2 separate regions of the Mus musculus genome follow, and region 1 is linked to region 2. Evidence: chromatin loops called from intact Hi-C (ENCODE). Cell type or tissue: gastrocnemius. All regions are shown on one strand. Links, peaks and the distances in the headings refer to the core of each region. The heading gives the core; the rest is flanking DNA. Region 1 overlaps Mnt (max binding protein). Region 2 holds the start of Pafah1b1 (platelet-activating factor acetylhydrolase, isoform 1b, subunit 1).

Evidence for each region. A loop is a pair of places that touch in the nucleus more often than their neighbours do. Peaks named below come from ENCODE experiments on the same cell type or tissue, not always from the same donor. Only the 100,000 strongest peaks of a DNase experiment are listed, where the experiment ranks them.
Region 1: it touches region 2 in a loop (2.0-fold over the local background); 7 of 42 quality-filtered maps call a loop at or near these places.

The regions. Positions count from the first base shown.
Region 1 is chr11:74,843,824-74,852,150 of GRCm38, forward strand. Mnt (max binding protein) reads left to right here. Exons shown (of 6, transcript NM_010813.3): 6 at 1-1,902. It overlaps Sgsm2 (small G protein signaling modulator 2), which reads right to left. Exons shown (of 23, transcript NM_197943.3): 21 at 7,917-8,013; 22 at 7,276-7,443; 23 at 5,441-7,072. The coding sequence ends at 6,984. Among named protein-coding and RNA genes, the nearest start is that of Mnt, 17 kb to the left of the region's middle. In gastrocnemius, for the core only: CTCF peaks have their summits at 2,163 (motif pointing left) and 4,219 (motif pointing left); a DNase peak (open chromatin) is centred at 4,201; H3K27ac peaks cover 697 bases.
Region 2 is chr11:74,721,276-74,729,602 of GRCm38, forward strand. It overlaps Pafah1b1 (platelet-activating factor acetylhydrolase, isoform 1b, subunit 1), which reads right to left and starts at 3,109. Exons shown (of 11, transcript NM_013625.4): 1 at 2,724-3,109. Gm24211 (a small nuclear RNA gene) reads left to right here and starts at 7,128; the gene lies at 7,128-7,234. In gastrocnemius, for the core only: a CTCF peak has its summit at 3,431 (motif pointing left); DNase peaks (open chromatin) are centred at 2,235, 2,629, 2,794, 3,119 and 1 more place; H3K4me3 peaks cover 3,894 bases; H3K27ac peaks cover 4,131 bases.

The DNA of each region.
Region 1 (8,327 bases), core at 110-8,109, 120 kb after region 2:
CCCACCTCTGAGTGCAGGTGACAGATCCTAAGATCTGGAGTCAGGTTAGGACAAGTGAAGGCCTGGGCCTGGGCCACTCTGACCCACCTGTGGTCACTGTGATTGGCTACAGTAGAAACTGTTCAGAATGAGTCCCAACCAACAATAAACGAGGTCCTGGCTGTTGTCAAGGTTCCCGAGCCTGCCCCTGGGGTGGGGCTTCCCTAGTGCTTCCCCCGGCCCTGGTTTAGGTACTGCCTGCAGCTTGGGAGGTGTGGACCAGCAAGGGCTCTAGGAGCTAAGGTACACTGTGGAGGTATCCCGGGGCTCTTCCCATTCTCCCTCCCTCTCGGTGCCAGTGTTGAGACCCCTCCCTTCCTGGTGGGGCTGCAGTGTCTATGGTGGAAAGGGCCTTTGCTGGGGAAGACAAGGCACAGCATGTGTTTGATGGAGAGCGGGGGTGCTGTGCTTCGGGGGTGCTGTGTCTCCTGCCTCTGCTTCTGCAGACCGCTTTGGCTTCTCTTTTTAAGTGGATATTTATTACAAGTGGCCTTGTGTCAGACACTCAGTTACTCGCGTGCGCATTCAGGCCCTCACTGGACACTCACCAATGGCCTTTCCGTGTGGGGCAGGAAGCAAGTGCCCCTAAGGTGCGAAGTTTGCACTGGGGGCTTAGGCAGTCCAGGGGCCAGAGGGGAGGACTCAGGGTCCTTCAGATGACATTGTGAGCAGACACTGAGGCCAGCGAAGGTCCTGAATACATTCTCCCTTGAAATAATGACTCCTCAGGTGCCTCAGAGCTCACAGGTCCTCCTGGCCCTGGAAACCTCCCAGGGCACTTTATTATTATTATTTGTCTCCTGGGGTAGGGAATGGTAGCTAGGACCAGGTCTCAACCCCAGCACAGGAATCCCAACAAACTGGCTGCCTTCCTGTGGCTGCTGCCAGCCACCTCTACCCACATTCTGACTCTGGGGGCCACCTCCACTCTCTGCTCTGTGTTGTGACAAGGGGCAGAGTCTGGTGCTGGCTGGGTCAGACCACTTGTCCCATTAACCCTTCTCTGTGTCTCGAGGCCAGTTGCAGAGTTGACAGCATCGTGTTGGCCCCCAGGCCTGCACAGATACCTCATCATCCACCCAGCCCTCCCCCCATCCCCCCGGCAGGGGTTCCTCCAGATCTAGTGCCGAATGACTATGTCCAGATTGGTGGTGATGGGTGTTGTCGCTGTTTTTGTTGTTTGTGACTGCTGTGTGCCCAAGTGGGCAGCCACCTCCCAGCCCTTTCTTGGGCATCTCCCCTTTGAGAGCTGTTAGGACCACATCTGTCCTCACGCTGTGGGACCGCCTGGCCCTTCCCTTCCTATCCCTTCCAGCCTGGGACACACACACACATACACACACCTTACCTCTCATGCGTGTTTTACCTGTGCTGTTTGGAGTGGCTCACTGCCTGGGATCTTTACCTCGGGGAGGAAAAGGGGAGAGTGGTTCCCTTGGGGCCAAAGAAGGGCAGGGGATACCTGGAGGGGAGTTGGGTCACCACAGTCTCTCTCTAGGAACAGCTGCTTCTCCCCCCACCCCAATCCCAGGGTCCCACTCCCAATCCCCAAAGAGGTGGCCCTTGTTTACAGTGAGGACTTGGTCACTGTGTCTCTGTTTCCTGAAATATGAATTGTAGCGACCCCAGACTGTAGAGATTTTTATGTGTTTGGGTACATCTGCTGTGTGGGAAAAAAAAAAAACTACAAAAACCCTAATTTTGTACATATTGTATTTTTACTATTGAACTGTACTCTAGTGGCTGTTCATGCTCTGAGTTTAGGTATTGAGACATGAATACTATCCATGTAATAAGCACTTGCCTGGAATAAAATATAAAACTGAAATAAATCTGCACTGAAACCTGAGACGGAGCTCCCAAGCCTGCAGCATCTGGGTCATTTCATTTCAAGAGGCAGGGACCCACAGGGAAGCAGCAAGAGGTGGCACCCTGAAGGCTGCTGAAGGGTGAGGTTGGGTGATGGCCTGAGTAATTAAAACCCTGGTAATAGGGTTCCAGAGCTGGCTCAGCAGCCAGACCATGTGGTGCTCTTATACCATGAACCCAGGTTGGGTCTCCAGCACCCACATCAAGTAGCTAACTGCTCGAGGCTCCAGTTGCAGGGCTCTTGACTCCCTCTTGTGGTTCCCATGAGCATTTGCATGCATGTGATGCAGGCACATGTAAATAAGAAAATTAACAGCCTGTTAAGGCCCGGGAAGATGGCTCAGCACTGGCTGCTCTTTTGGAGGACCTGAGTTTGATCACCAGCTCCCAAATAGTGGCTCACACTGTTAACTCCAATTCCAGGATATCCTATACCCGTCTCTGAATTCTACAGGGATCAGAACGTGAGGTACAAATATGTATTCGTGCAAACCCCATTCCCCACACCTTAACAAAACAGAGATCAGGCAATGGTGGTGTATGTCTTTAGTCCCAGCACTCAGGAAGCAGAGACAGGTGACTCTCTGAATTTGAGTCCAGCCTGGTTTACAGAATGAGTTCCAAGATAGGCAGAGAGCTACAGTGGAAAAACTGTCTGAGCAGGGAGGCCGGGGGCAGGTCAGTGGGAAGCAGTCTGGGTATGGTATGGTGTACACCTCTAGTCCCAGAAAGAGGCATACACACAGAGGCAAGTGGATCTCTGAGTTTGAAGCCAGCCTGGTCTAAAAGATGAGTTTGATCCAGTCAGGGCTACATAGACCCTGTCTTAGAAAACGAAACAAAAACATCAGGGATAGCCTGCCTTTACCCTGGGTCAATGAAGGATCTGGCCTCACAACTGTGACCCAACACAAGGCTGTATAGGTCCTCATCGTTTCAAAACATGATCTTATTTCATTAAACAGCCAGTGAAGGGGGCTGGAGAGATGGCTCAGTGGTTAAGAGCACTGACTGCACTTCCAGAGGTCCTGAGTTCAAATCCCAGCAACCACATGGTGGCTCACAACCATCTGTAATGAGATCTGATGACCTCTTCTGGTGTGTCTGAAGACAGCTACAGTGCACTTAGATATAATAATAAATCTTTTTTTTTTTTTTTTTGGTTTTTCGAGACAAGGTTTCTCTATGTAGCCCTGGCTGTCCTGAAACTTACTTTGTAGACCAGGCTGGCCTCCAACTCAGAAATCCGCCTGCCTCTGCCTCCCGAGTGCTGGTGTTAAAGGCGTGCGCCACCACGCCCGGCTATAAATCTTAAAAAAAAAAAAAAAAAAAAAAAAAAAAAAGCCGGTTAAATAAGGCAAGAGGTAGTCCTTTTGAGCAAATCAGAAATGGCCAATGACTTGCTAAAGTCATACCGTTGCACCTTGTTGGTTAAGACTACAAAACTAGCCGGTGTGGTGGTGCACGCCTTTAACACCAGCACTCGGGAGGCAGAGGCAGGCGGATTTCTGAGTTGGAGGCCAGCCTGGTCTACAAAGTGAGTTCCAGGACAGTCAGGGCTATAAAGAGAAACCCTGTCTCGAAAAATAAAAGAAAACAAAAAAAGACTACAAAACTTAGTCCTTTGCTTGCTCACTTCAGTATATCTTTCCTTAGCATTAGGCACTTCTGACCTGGCCTTCTGGGGATAGATAACAGAGGCTAGCCCCCAGGACCTGGGGACAGATGGTAAGGGGTTTCGCAAAGCCACTTTGGGTCCTAACTCTGTTCCACTCTATGGAGCTGAATGAGGTTGGGGGTCAGGATCTAGAAAGTGGAGACCTAGGCCGGGCGTGGTGGCGCACGCCTTTAATCCCAGCACTCGGGAGGCAGAGGCAGGCGGATTTCTGAGTTCGAGGCCAGCCTGGTCTACAAAGTGAGTTCCAGGACAGCCAGGGCTACACAGAGAAACCCTGTCTCGAAAAAACCAAAAAAAAAAAAAAAAAAAGTGGAGACCTTGGCTGGGTCCAGAGGACTTCTGACCAAGTAGCTCTGAGCAGGGCTGTCTTGGAGGCAAGTGGTGGGGAACAAGACCAAGGATCCTGTTAACTGTGTCTAGTGTGGGTTAGGTGGGTGTTTTCTGGTTGTATATAACCCTCAGTCCCTTTGCTAGGAGTGGGGTGGGGTGGGGCCGTCATTACCCTCAGGAAAGAAGTGCTGGCCGTAAATAGCCTGGACTCTTATTTTCTGGGGTCCCCTGCTGATTGTCAGTTCCAATCTCCCACATGAGCAATTCTGACTCATGAGGTGTGAGCGCTCTCTGCTGGTCGCATCAGGAAAAGCTTTGTCCTGTCTGCTGGTGCCGCAGGTGAAGGCTAGGGTTAATAATACTCCTCAGAGGGTGCTCACTCAGCGCCTAGCACTGCGAATAGAATGAAGCCCCTGCCCTGGGAAGACCACCCGAGACTTGGGCCATCCATCTTTGGGATGAGCAACAAGCCACTCCTTCCCTGTGCTTAGAGCTCCTGAATACTCACCAACGCCTGTGTCCATGAAGCCCAATGCTAGCCCAGCCCTCTGGAGACCTCTGTTGGCTGTGGGATCCCCTGTAGTGTCTACATAGCCTGCTAGCATGTAGAGTAGGGAGGCGGAGCAGAGAGGATAGACGGGGCGGGGACAGGGGCGGGGCAGGTTCCTCCCAGGTTGATTTGCCCAGACCTTTGGCGAATGTGGTCACAGCAGGATTCAACAATCACCCAGGTTACAGAACCTGCTGGGGAGGCAGGGAGGTGGGGAGTGTTTCCCTAAAGGGCATATCCAGGCCTTGGCTTCCTGTGTCCCAGTTTTCCCTGGCCAGCTCTGGTCACTGGCCTGTATTCTGTTATAGTTGCTGGTGCCAGACTGTCAGGACTGTGGACTAGAACACTCAGCTTTTGGGAAACTGCTCAGAAAGCAGGAGTTAAAGGAAGCTGCTAAAGATATGACCAGAAACACTCTAGGGTAGGGAAGGTCGAGGCAGTTATAAGCAGGCCCTTTCCACACCTTCCCAGCAGCTGCACCCTCTAGCTCCTTCCCCCAGACTGATCCAGGTATCTCAGAAATGTGCTCAGTGGTAGTGAGGGGCTCAGAGGGCAGGTCTTCTGGTGGCCTTCTGAGAGCTGGGGCCTCATGGCATTCCTCGCTGAGATCATGCCTCACTTTGTTCACTGGGGGTGGAGAGGTGTAGTAAGCTGGGGGGAGGGAGCACAGAAGCGGGAAGGACTTCCTCTCAACTGTAGTCTAGAGGCCCTACAAGTTAAGCCAGTATAAGACCACTGTTCTGTGGTACCCGACTTCCTAACTAGCCCATGCCACAGAGCCCCACAACTGGTGGCTCTTCACTAGGAAAAACTTTGGTTCTCTTACACCATTCTTGGTTTTATGTCTTTGTTGTTTTTTGTTTTGTATTTATAAGCTGTCGCCCTTTACTGTTGTATGTTGGAATGTACCGAACTATCTAACACATGAGCTACTGCATCCAGCCAGTCCCACAAATAGCCATCAGAGCCTCAGGCATTGCCAAATGCATTTTATTAGTCTGTTACATTGAAGAGTATAGTTTCTGAGCAAAACAAAAACCAACCAACCAAATGAACAAACAAACAAAACTCAAAACCCCATACACTCTGCTCCTCACAAAACCAGAGTCACTAAGGCAGGCACACATTGGCCACCCGTGCTTGGTGGAGACTGAGGAGTCAGGAACAAGGGTGGGCAATGGGGTAAGCTGGCCCCACACAGGCTGTGCAGTACCCGGGTTGGGGTAGGGGACAGGGAAGGCTGTGCTATGTGCAGAATGCGGCTGGTCCTTTCTCGTGTTTTTCAGCTGCAGCAAGTCTGTGGACCTTGGTGACTTCTAGGCAGGAGCCAGGCCAGGTGTGGGCTTCAGGGCCCAGACTTGGCTTACATGTGCTCAGATGGTGGGGACATGGGGGGGGTGACAGAACAAAGAAACAGCATGCCTAGACCTCAGGTCAAGGGTTGGACCTTTATCGACAACCCTGTAAACTCTTCCAGAGACCCTTCTGGGTCTTCAGGCTTCTCAGAACCCTGAAAAGCCTATGGAAAGTGGAGCTGGCCTTGCCTCTCCCTGGGGATGAACTGGGACTATCCAGGCACTCCCACCTCCCTCAGCCCCAGGTACTCAGATGTCTGGAATAGGTAACAGGTACCCCGGAACTCACAGGCCTGTCCTTGGAGGAAGGTTGTGATAGGACTGTCTTCCTACACTTTCTGGGGTGGTTCTGGAGGGCAAGCGCAGTCACTGCCCTCCACACCACACAGCGGGCGGCGAGTGTGTTGCTTATGTGCAGTCCTAGGGATTTCTAGTGCAGAAAGCAAGGGCAGGGTGCAGAGAGTGACACTGTACACACGAGTGGGTGGGTCACTGTGTACTGTGGGGAGATCATGGGGTTAATCTCTGGCCAGAGGCTGTGGCAGTGCTGCTGAGGTGGGCCACTCTCACCCAGGGCCCACATCTGACTGCCCCAGAGTCTTAGGAGAGCCTGGGAGGTAGCCAAGGTCTCCTGCCCCTAGGACACATGCCTGAACAGGCAGCTAGTTGAGACCATAGAAGGCCTCAGGAGAGATATGGCACAGAGCCCCTGGTCCTATGCAACTCTTGTTAGATGAGGCGCGGGCCACTGTAGACCCCACTAACCATACAGGGCCCCAGGTTGACAGGAAAGAGGCTTTGGGAAACAGTCCAGGCTGAGGCTGCAGGCGGCACTGGGGCTATTCTAAGTTGTTTGAGAGGGGAACACAGAAAGGGGTCCCCCAAGGCAGCCAGTCTCCTGAGGCCGACCCCTCCTACCCAGCTGTGATCTGCAGGCATCCTGACCCCAACTTGCCCTGCAGGGCCAGCACTGCCCACACTCACATCCCAGGCTCAGTCACTTTGTTAGGTTACACAGCTGAGTGGGTGGGGTTGGCAGGGGTGAGGGTGGGGTAAGGGATCGGGAGAGGCAGTTTGGGCTATGATGGCCTCTGCCTCTCCCTGCTGGAGCTCAGGGGCCTGGTACCTGGGCTCTGCACTTTGCCACCCCCAGCTGCAGCCGTCACTTGTTGTCTATGAGCATCTGCACCTTGTGGACCAAGTCCCGGGCAATCCGCAGGATCTCCTGGGCATCATGCCGCTCAGCCCGCTCTGGGGAAAACATGGAGAATTATGGGAGGTTGAGAGGAGCCCTGGCTGAAACCTCTGCTTAGTTTCCACCTGCTGTGCTCTTGATACCTCCTATGCGAAGTGATCCTAGAATTCTTGAGAACCCTCCAACTCTGCCCAGTCCAGGACTTGAGGCCCCATGCCCCCTTCTAGGGCACATCGAGAATGGCTGGATCAGCTCATACCGTTGAAGAATTTGATGATGTCGGTGAAGTCCATGTTGTTGTCACGGATAATCTCTCTGTAGGCCTCCACCAGGGCCAGGGCGATGAACAGGACAAAGTGCTCTGAGGAGATGCGCCTGGCTGCCCAGATCACTTCCCACACTGCAAACACGTCCTCATACAGCAGCTCTGGGAACAGGAAGGAGCTGCCACTTGATCCAGGCACGGGGCTTGATGGGGACACATGGCCTCAGGCTCCAGCAGCTACATTCTCCCTCCGGCACCCAACCTGGCCCAGCCTGGCTCCAGAATGGGGGAATCCATCCCAAGACCAAGACCCCACCCCCTTCTTTGGCTATCTCTGCAGATGCTCCTCATTCTTAGTGCTCAGGGGAGCTGGAGTTTGGACAAGGCTCCAAAGACCATCGCCTGTGACATAACGAGCAGAACAGTGGTGTGGAAAGGCCTTTCGAGCGTGTGAGCACATACATGTGCAAGTACATACATGCAGCAATTGATTTGGGGCTCTCCCGTTCCCCTGACCCCAGTCCCAAGTCCCACTTTTTTTTTTTTTAATTCTTTAAAAGACAGGGTCTTGCTAGCTGAGACTGGTCTTGAATTTCTAGACTGGGCTCTGATGCCTAGATACACCCACTTCTTACCTCTTTTAAAATCCAGCAGGAACCAGCGATAACAGAAATAGAAGTGGGTATAGTCTCCATTTTGATGCATCAGCTCAAATAGCTCTGAGTCCAAGATCTCATGAGAGAGGGGGAGAAACACTGACCTGAGCTGCTTATGTGCAGCCCTCATGCTCCCTCCCTCCCCCCCCCTCCCTCCCTTGGCTGTAGCCTTTCTGCAGCAACTCCAGTTTCTGGGCATTTGATTTAATCACTAACTTCACTTCTCACCAAAACAGGCTCAGGCATGTGGGCACACTGCTCCTCAGTGTGTGACACGGATAACTGTATCTTTCTGTGTGGTGCCGGGAGTGAAACCCAGGGCTTTTCATGTGTAGGCAAGCACTTTACCTGAACTAGAGCCTTTGTTTTTAAACATTTAAATTGATTCAT
Region 2 (8,327 bases), core at 277-8,276:
AAAATTGATTCCATCAAATTAAGTAAGATTCAGAGAAAGTACCAGGAATGAAAGCACATTTGTACTCTCCATCAAATTATCAGTAAGCTCCTGGGTGGCCGTGGGCTTGGGGTGGAGGCTCACCACTCTTAACTAGGAAGAGTAGGGCTAAAGATATTTGAGACACAATATAGTAATGTTCTCATCCATCACCATAATAGCCTTTCTACTTCATAATGGACATGGAAAAATAGCAAAAAATGTAAATACAAAGTTACAACACTCATAAGGTTCATTAGAATTACATTGTCATATTTACAATTCTTTACAAGAAACTAAAGTGAGCTATGCTCTTTATCACAGAAAAGGTCCTATGCAAGAAGCAACACAAGAGAAAAGGTCTATTTAAAGAGCTCTTAATACAAAATAACCACTGTCTATTTTCTCATCTTTGATGTTCATCAAGAGAAAAAAAAAAAACTATTTTAGTGAAAACTAGTATTCTTAACTAGATTTTTTTTTTCACTATACCATGCTTTTTGTAGCCAAATATCCCTAGCATTCATTAATTTAACACCCATTTGGCTAGAATAATTAAAAAAAAAAAACTAGCCAGAGCATATGTGGAGTTTTTTTAATACATGCACACACATGGACAGTAAGTACTTGTTTCAGAGCAAGGATACTGCCTTTATTCCAATTACTCAATGCCCTTCTTGAAGAAGAAAAAAAAAAGGTAGAAAAACTGAGATTCTAAGATCCACTATAGAGAAATGCCTTAATTGTCCCTACAATTAATACTGAATAACCTTACAATCATTAAGGATGAGAAAAAAACCCAGTGAAAGGGCAACTGAGCATTTCACAGCTTTGCTGGCGCACCCTTACTCCACCCAGTCCTCTCGGCTCAATGGCTGCTTATAGCAGCCACAAATATTAGCCCATTTTTAAGGGGGTGGGAGGATGTACCAAAACAGGGTATGCTCTGTCAAAACCAACATATGCACAAATATTTTGCGAAAAAACTGGTTTCCTTTCTGACTCTTAAAATTATATATACCAGCAGCTTTAAATATATTACAGAAAATCCTTCCCTCTGAAATCAAACAATGATCTTTTAAATAGACCGTGAAGGAGTAAATTACTCTAAATTCATATTCTGTGTTAATAAAAAAACACAATTTGTAACTGCCAATTATTTGCACAACTATGTCCTGAAAGACACATATTAGAAATAAAAGCTTGCTAAAGCCTTAATACCAAATCAAATTTTAAAGTTAAAGCTTTTAATGTAAATTCAGCATAGTATTACTAGCATATCCAACTAAGAATATTCCTAATTAAGGGATTGAATCCTGCAGCAATCAAGCTCTACTGCAGGGGGAAACACAGCAAACAACTGCTGTGGCAAAATGAAGAGAGAAGACAATATTACTGGCATGAGGCCCAAACAAAGTCTCCACCATCCCACCCCCAGAAAAGAAATTTCACACAAAACAAGCCAACCCAACAAAAAGAGAATTGCTAAAATGACCTTTATGTTACTGGATCTTTTAAAGGTTGTGAATCTTTAGGAGGGTGTGTTTGAAATTAAAGGTAAGAAAAGCAGTAATTTTATTTTCTCCCAATTGTCTCTTAAAGGGGGGGGGGGGTGAGGAGGAGGTATCCTTGACATGACATCGCCCATTGAGAATGAGACCACAAATCTGGTACTCTTCAAAGGCACAATTTCTTAGCCAAAAATACTGATAGGAATTACACCCAAACCCAACCTCAACAGAAAATTTCCTGCGCTCCTCCCAAGGAGTTTCTTGCTAAGTCACTGGAAAAAGCAGGCAGGATAACAAATAAAGCCAGGCACCTTGCTTTCTCCTATCTCAAGACTGAAATTCTTTCCTCTTGGGAGACGAAATCAGCCCACCGTCTCAAAAAAACATTTTCTCACCTGGGAGGCTAGAGAGGGTAAATAGTCACAGCGTTTCCTAATGGAGTGGAGAGATGGGATGAAGGGAATGATCGAGAACCTGGGAGCTCAGTGTTAGCAACGTCAAAAGACAACTCCCGTGCGAGGAGTCAGTAGCAAAAAGGAAAATCCTGCCCGATTCGGTGGGTGGATGCTGCAGATCTTTACTGAATGCAGAGGCTGGACCACCACCGCACCGGGGGGCCGAGGGCCTGAGCGGCGGGCCATCCTCCCCGGGTCCACCCTCAACCTAAGGACAAGCGGAGAACCCGACGCCTGGAAGGCCTGGTAGCTGCTGGAGCCCCGGCGGCGAGTCGCCAGCCAAGGAGGGGTGGGGACTGCGGGTTCGCTTCCGCGGCCCAGGAGGGCTGAGCCCTTTCCCCAAGATCAGAGAGCGACCTGCTATCCACGCCCTTCCCACCCAAGAATACTTTTCTTGCTAAGTCACGGCGGCAGGAGGGCGATGCCGCCCGAGAGGCCACGGCTTGAACCCTCAGCAGCCTGAGTAGCCCACTGCCAGGGTCGGAGGAACCGGAGCCAGGGCAGCGCCCTCCCAGGCCAGGGCCCCCTCCTCGGTGCCTCTCACTCAACGGCCGTCGCGGCCGCCATTTTGAGAGCGAGGAGAGGAGAAGAAGAAGGAGGAGGCAGCGGCGGCAGGGGGAGGGGAGAATGGGAGGGAGGGGACCGGCGCAGCCACATCGTCAGGCCGCCGGCCCGGCCCGCAGCCACCCGAGCGCGATGGAAGAGACAGAGGGGAGGGCGCAGAGCGTCGCCGCCTTACCGGAGCGCTGCACCACCGCCTCCGCAGGGCCTCTTCCGTCCTTCACTCCCATCCACCAGCGGGGGAGGGGGAGGGAGAGGGAAGGGAGGAAGGAGGGAGGGAGGGAGGGAGGGGGAGGATGGCGCGCTGGGCCCGGTCCCGGGGAGGGGGAGGGGAGGGCCGCGGGCGGGCTCCTCGGCCGTTCCGGGGCTCGAGCCCTAGCCCAGCGTTCGCTCGTCCTCTCGCTCGCGCCTGAGCGCTCCCCTCCGGGTCCTCCTCGCTCCCTGGACTCTCGGCTCGCTGCTCCTTCGCTCCCTCACTCGCTATCTCGGCCGCCGGACTCCGCCGCCGCCCCGCCGCTCCAGCTCCGTCTGTCACAGGAGCTGCCCCAACGCCCTGACGTCACCGCGCCGCCGCCGCCCCAGACCCGCCAGGAAGAGGGAGGGGAGCGGAGGGCCCGCGGCGCATGCGCGGGCCGGGCCTGGGCCTGGGCCTGGGCCTGGGCCGCGCGCCCTTCCGCAGGGTGAGCTGGCGGCTGTACCCGAGCCGACCGGCGAGCTTGCGTCCCGTCCGCGGCTTTTCTCGCTTCTGCCCCCTGATCCCTTGGGAAGCTTCCCTTTTGCTCTAAACTGCCTGACGGCTGGCGTCCATCACGACTCTTGCTCTGCCTCAGCGGTCACTGCGCTGTCCCGGCGGACCGCGGGTACCCGGTGCACTGGCATTTCGGCCCCTGCTGGCTAGAGCAGGAGCCAAGCCAGGATGCTTCCTTTCTGCCTTAGCCTGTGGGATTATTCCCCATCCCCCACCTACCCACCCACCCAAAAGGACCAAAGTAAATTGGTGGGCTTGGGCAGAAGAGCTGTTGAGGTTAAAAGGCAGATGGATTGCCTTGTGTTCCTTTCTGGTACAGATTTTTAATCGGAAGGAATCGCCTGTAGATGTGATTCAGCTATTCTTTTCCTTAGTCACATGTATTCATCAGAGATTCTGGAAACTGAAATCCACAGAAAGACCTGGAACTTTATTCTCTACAAGACATGTCTGTGTTTTATTATATTATGAATTGTATATTGATGACAAATCTGGGGGGATTTGATGTCAATTTATTCCACAAAGAGACACTTGATTTTTGAAAGGGAAGGTTTGGGGCTCTGAATTATTCAATATAGGATATTTAAGTATTGAATGAGATTACTTCATTATCCACTTGTGTTTTCCAGCACTGAGGCTTAACTGATTCTATTGCGTCCCTCGATGAAGGTAAATACTGTAAAAATCACTTGGGAAGCTGCAGAGTTAATGTCTCCAGTATGAATCCTGGTGTCACCACTGGGAATGTGACCTTGACTAAATTATCATATCTCTTTTTGGCCTCAGTATCAGTATAAAATAAACCCAGTAGCCAAACAAAGTGGCACATGGCACGTAGCCCAAGCTACTCAGGAGGCAGGAGACCAGCAAGAGCCCAGAAGTTCTCTGCAAGCCTCAGGAGCATCCTTTTTATAAAAAACAAAAAACAATGATGATAGTAATAAACAAGCTAGGGTGACTCACATCTGTAATGCTAACACTGAGGAGACGGAGGCAGGAGACTTGCCACGAGTTTGAAGCCAGCATGGTGTATATAGTAAGACCCTATCTTAAAATAATGATTTAAAGCTGGACATGGTGTTTTAATATCAGCACTTTGGAGGCAGAGACAGGTGGATCTTTCCAAGTTCAAGAGCCTTCTCTACCCAGTGAATTCCAGGACAGACAACTACATAGAGAAACCCTGTCTCCAAGAATAAATAATAATGGAGCAAACCTTGGGTGGAAGGAAGCACACATCCCTTATTCCAGCATGGAATGGCTGAAGAATGAGGATCACAAGTTTAAGGGCTACCTGGAAAACTCAAATGTTTTTAAATTTATCACTTTTAAAAGGGTGAAGAGACAGCTCAGTAGGAGAGTACTTGCTGAGAGAAAGAAAAGAAAACATTATAGAATTGACATAGCTGTGAGGCTTTGTGAGATTAGATGTTGCATGGGTTAAGGCCTGAGGTTTGATGTGTAACTCATGTAACCATTACTATCTAGTACCAAAGCCAGGCTCTTTGTATTGGGATGGGCTATCTTTATCCCTAGAAATTTTTTTAAAAAACATAAACCAATGACCTTAAGGGATTAGTTCTTTTTTTTTTTTTCTTCATCAACACAAGAAACTAAATCAAATAATCTTTAAAAGGTTATGTCCAGAGTTTCAGTTTTTGGATTCTATAGTCAAAACTATGGACAGCATGAGACAGAGGCTTGATCCTATCACTTATATCCAAAAGCAGCCAAGAAACATTCATTAAATTAAATTGTCCCTGATTCTCCCTGATTCTAAGAATTCACCCACCTCTCATATTTTATCTTTTGAAATATTTAATATTGCCTGGTATCTTGTTTAATATTTAATCAGATGAGTGAATAAGTTCTTTTGGGTTTTTTTTTTTTAATGAATGCTCTAAAAGTCAACAAAATTGCTTGGAAGCACATTGATAAACACCAACTTAATACAAGTAGGTAGCCTTAACTCGCATAAGCCTTGAGATCACATGCTTTTATGTATAGAAAAAAATGTAAGACCTAGATTGTACAATTATGTCCTAAAATAAGTAAAGATTTTATTTTTGTAGCAATCCTTCAAAAAAGCAGTAAGTCTCCTTTGGGGGAAGATATAACATTTTTCTCCCTGGATTATAATTTTTCTGAACAGATTATATGCTTAAGTTGACATGAAGCAAGTGTGTTACAGTTCTGTGCGTTTTCAGTTAGTTGCTAACACTGTATATCCACTTTGACAAATACTTGTCTAATGAAAATGGAGAATTAAGACATCTGTGCCATCAATCATAGTTCATAAGTCCTTCTGTAGAACCTAGGTCTCCTCAGGAGAAATTTACTAATGGATGTCTTGAGTAGTGTTTATATTTTCTTGTGGAAAAAATAAACATTTCATTTTTTTTCCTAAGAACAATCTAACAATCCCTCCATTCATTTGAATTACAAATCTTTATTTTTCCAGTAGACATTTTCAAAATGGAAACATTTGTTTCAATTGCTGCAGCAAAATTAGTGTTACTTAAAACAATTCTGCAAATAAGCTGACTGGAAGAAACAGTCCAAAAATATTGCTACTGGGGAGAGAACAAAATGTCTTCTATAAGTATGGCCAAAGGAAAAATGTTAAAACTTTGTTCTAAGGAGCTAGAGAGATTGCTCTGTAGGTAAAGTGCTTGCTCCTCAAACATCAGGACCTGAGTTTGATGCCCAGCATGCTGGTAAAAGTCGTGGGTGTCAACCACCACACACATGTGCAAGCAAATTCCCACATATGAACATAAACACACAAAAGAAAAATCACTCATCAAAAAAAAAAAAAACCAAAAAACAATTTTTTTGAAAGTTCAACTGGCCTCTGTAGTTTACAGGAAAATGTCCAATGTCATGTGTGAAAATAATAGAGAAATAAACTAACAAATGGTAAGAAGGAAGCTTGGGGGAATGCAAGTTATATAAGTTAAAGTCCATCCAGAAGAGAACCATGACCCAACTGACCAGGCACTGACTCTAGGAGAGTTTCACTCATTAACTTGGGTACTTGAAATTCCACAAGGCATAGATATGTCAGTGTGGGCAGATCCAACTAGACCAGTCATTCTTCTCAGCATCGTGACATCCGGATGTGTCATGAAATTGCGAGCACATAAAAGCAAATGAAAGGGAATCCACAGAGTCAAACTCTCAGCTTAGTAGAACAAGGAGGAGCCAGAGGGAACCTTTATAATCCAAAACCTTTAAATAGACATGAAATATACATAGGAAAAAAAACCTATGGGGGGGGGGGGGGAATGGGTGAGCAGGTAGAAGCATTTGATGAGACAACACGAGTTCCATCATCCAGATCCACTGATAAGATGAGAAAACTGAATTCAACAAGTTGTCCTATGACCTACATGCACACTCTGTGGCACACTCATGTCCACACCGACATGTGCACAATGATAATAAAGAAAATTTAAAGTACTAATATAAACAATACAAAATGATGTATGCTGTTCAGCAGGATGTCACTGCAGAGAAGGAGCATAGGGTCTTTGTCTTCATGCCTGTTGCTGTGTTCTTAGCGGATAAAGGGTTAACTTGTTTTTTTAAAAGATTTATATATATATGTGTGTGTGTACACTATTGCTGTCTTCAGACACACCAGAAGAGGGCATATGATCCCATTACAGATGGTTGAGAGCCAACATGTGGTTGCTGGGAATTGAACTCAGGACCTCTGGAAGAGCAGCCAATGCTCTTAAACACTAAGCCATCTCTCCAGCAGAGGGTAACTATTATTTGGAGAACTTAAAGAAGTCTTTGTGAAAGAGGTGGTTTTTTAATTGAATTTTGGTACTCATTTCAGCAACACATATAGAACAATTGAAAGGACATTGAAAAGATGCACATAGCCCCTGTGCAATGATGACACACAAGCTCATAAAGCATTTCACACTTTAAAATAATTAAAATGAAATCAATTTCTGAAAATGGCAAAGGTGGAGCTGGGGGTGGGTGTAGTTTAGTTGATAAAAATGCTTGTCTGGAATGCTGGAAGCCCTAGGGTCAATCCCCAGCCTCAAGTAGTACTTGCCAACAGAATAGAACCCTCAGGAGGATATAAGCAGGAAAATCGTGACTTAAAGAGTACCTTAGGCTTCAGGAGACCCTGTTTCAAAACAGCAAACAATGCCGGACTGTGGTGGTGCACGCCTTTAATCCCAGCACTCGGGAGGCAGAGGCAGGCAGATTTCTGAGTTCGAGGCCAACCTGGTCTAAAAAAATCAAAACAGCAAACAAATAAATACAATAAAGAGCATGCTCATTTTGACCCTTCCTTTTGATTTTAGGAAATTTTTAAAACTCCTGTTGAGGATTGGAGAGTTGGCTCCACAGTTAAAAGAAATGGTGGCACACGCCTTTGATCCTAGCACTTGGGAGGCAGAGGCAGGCGGATTTCTGAGTTGGAGGCCAGCCTGGTCTACAAAGTAAGTTCCAGGACAGCCAGGGCTACACAGAGAAACCCTGTCTCAAACCCCCCCCCACCCCCGCCAAAAAAAAAAAACAGAGTCATAGCAGATTTTGTGTCATCTGGGTTTGCACACATTTCTCTCCATGTTATTTCACACATGTTAAATATATTAGTTTGTGTACTAGTAATTTAGTGTGTCATTTTAAGACAAAAGCAGCCTATTTGTTTATTTATTTAGGATAAGAGTGCTCTACAAACTCAAAGCTAGCCCTGAACTCACACAATCCTCCTACCTCAGACTCCTGAGTGCTGAAATTTAAAGATATTTATCATCACACCTGTTGTCTCTTTAAAAAAAATTCCTTAGATAAAAATTAAATAAAACTGGAGCTGGTGAGATGGCTCAGTGGTTAAGAGCGCCGACTGCTCTTCCAAAGGTCCCGAGTTCAAATCCCAGCAGCCACATGGTGCTCACAACCATCCATAATGAAATCTGCTGCCATCTTCTAGAGTGTCTGAAGACAGCTACAGTGTACTTACATATAATAAATAAATAAATTTTAAATAAATAAATAAATAAA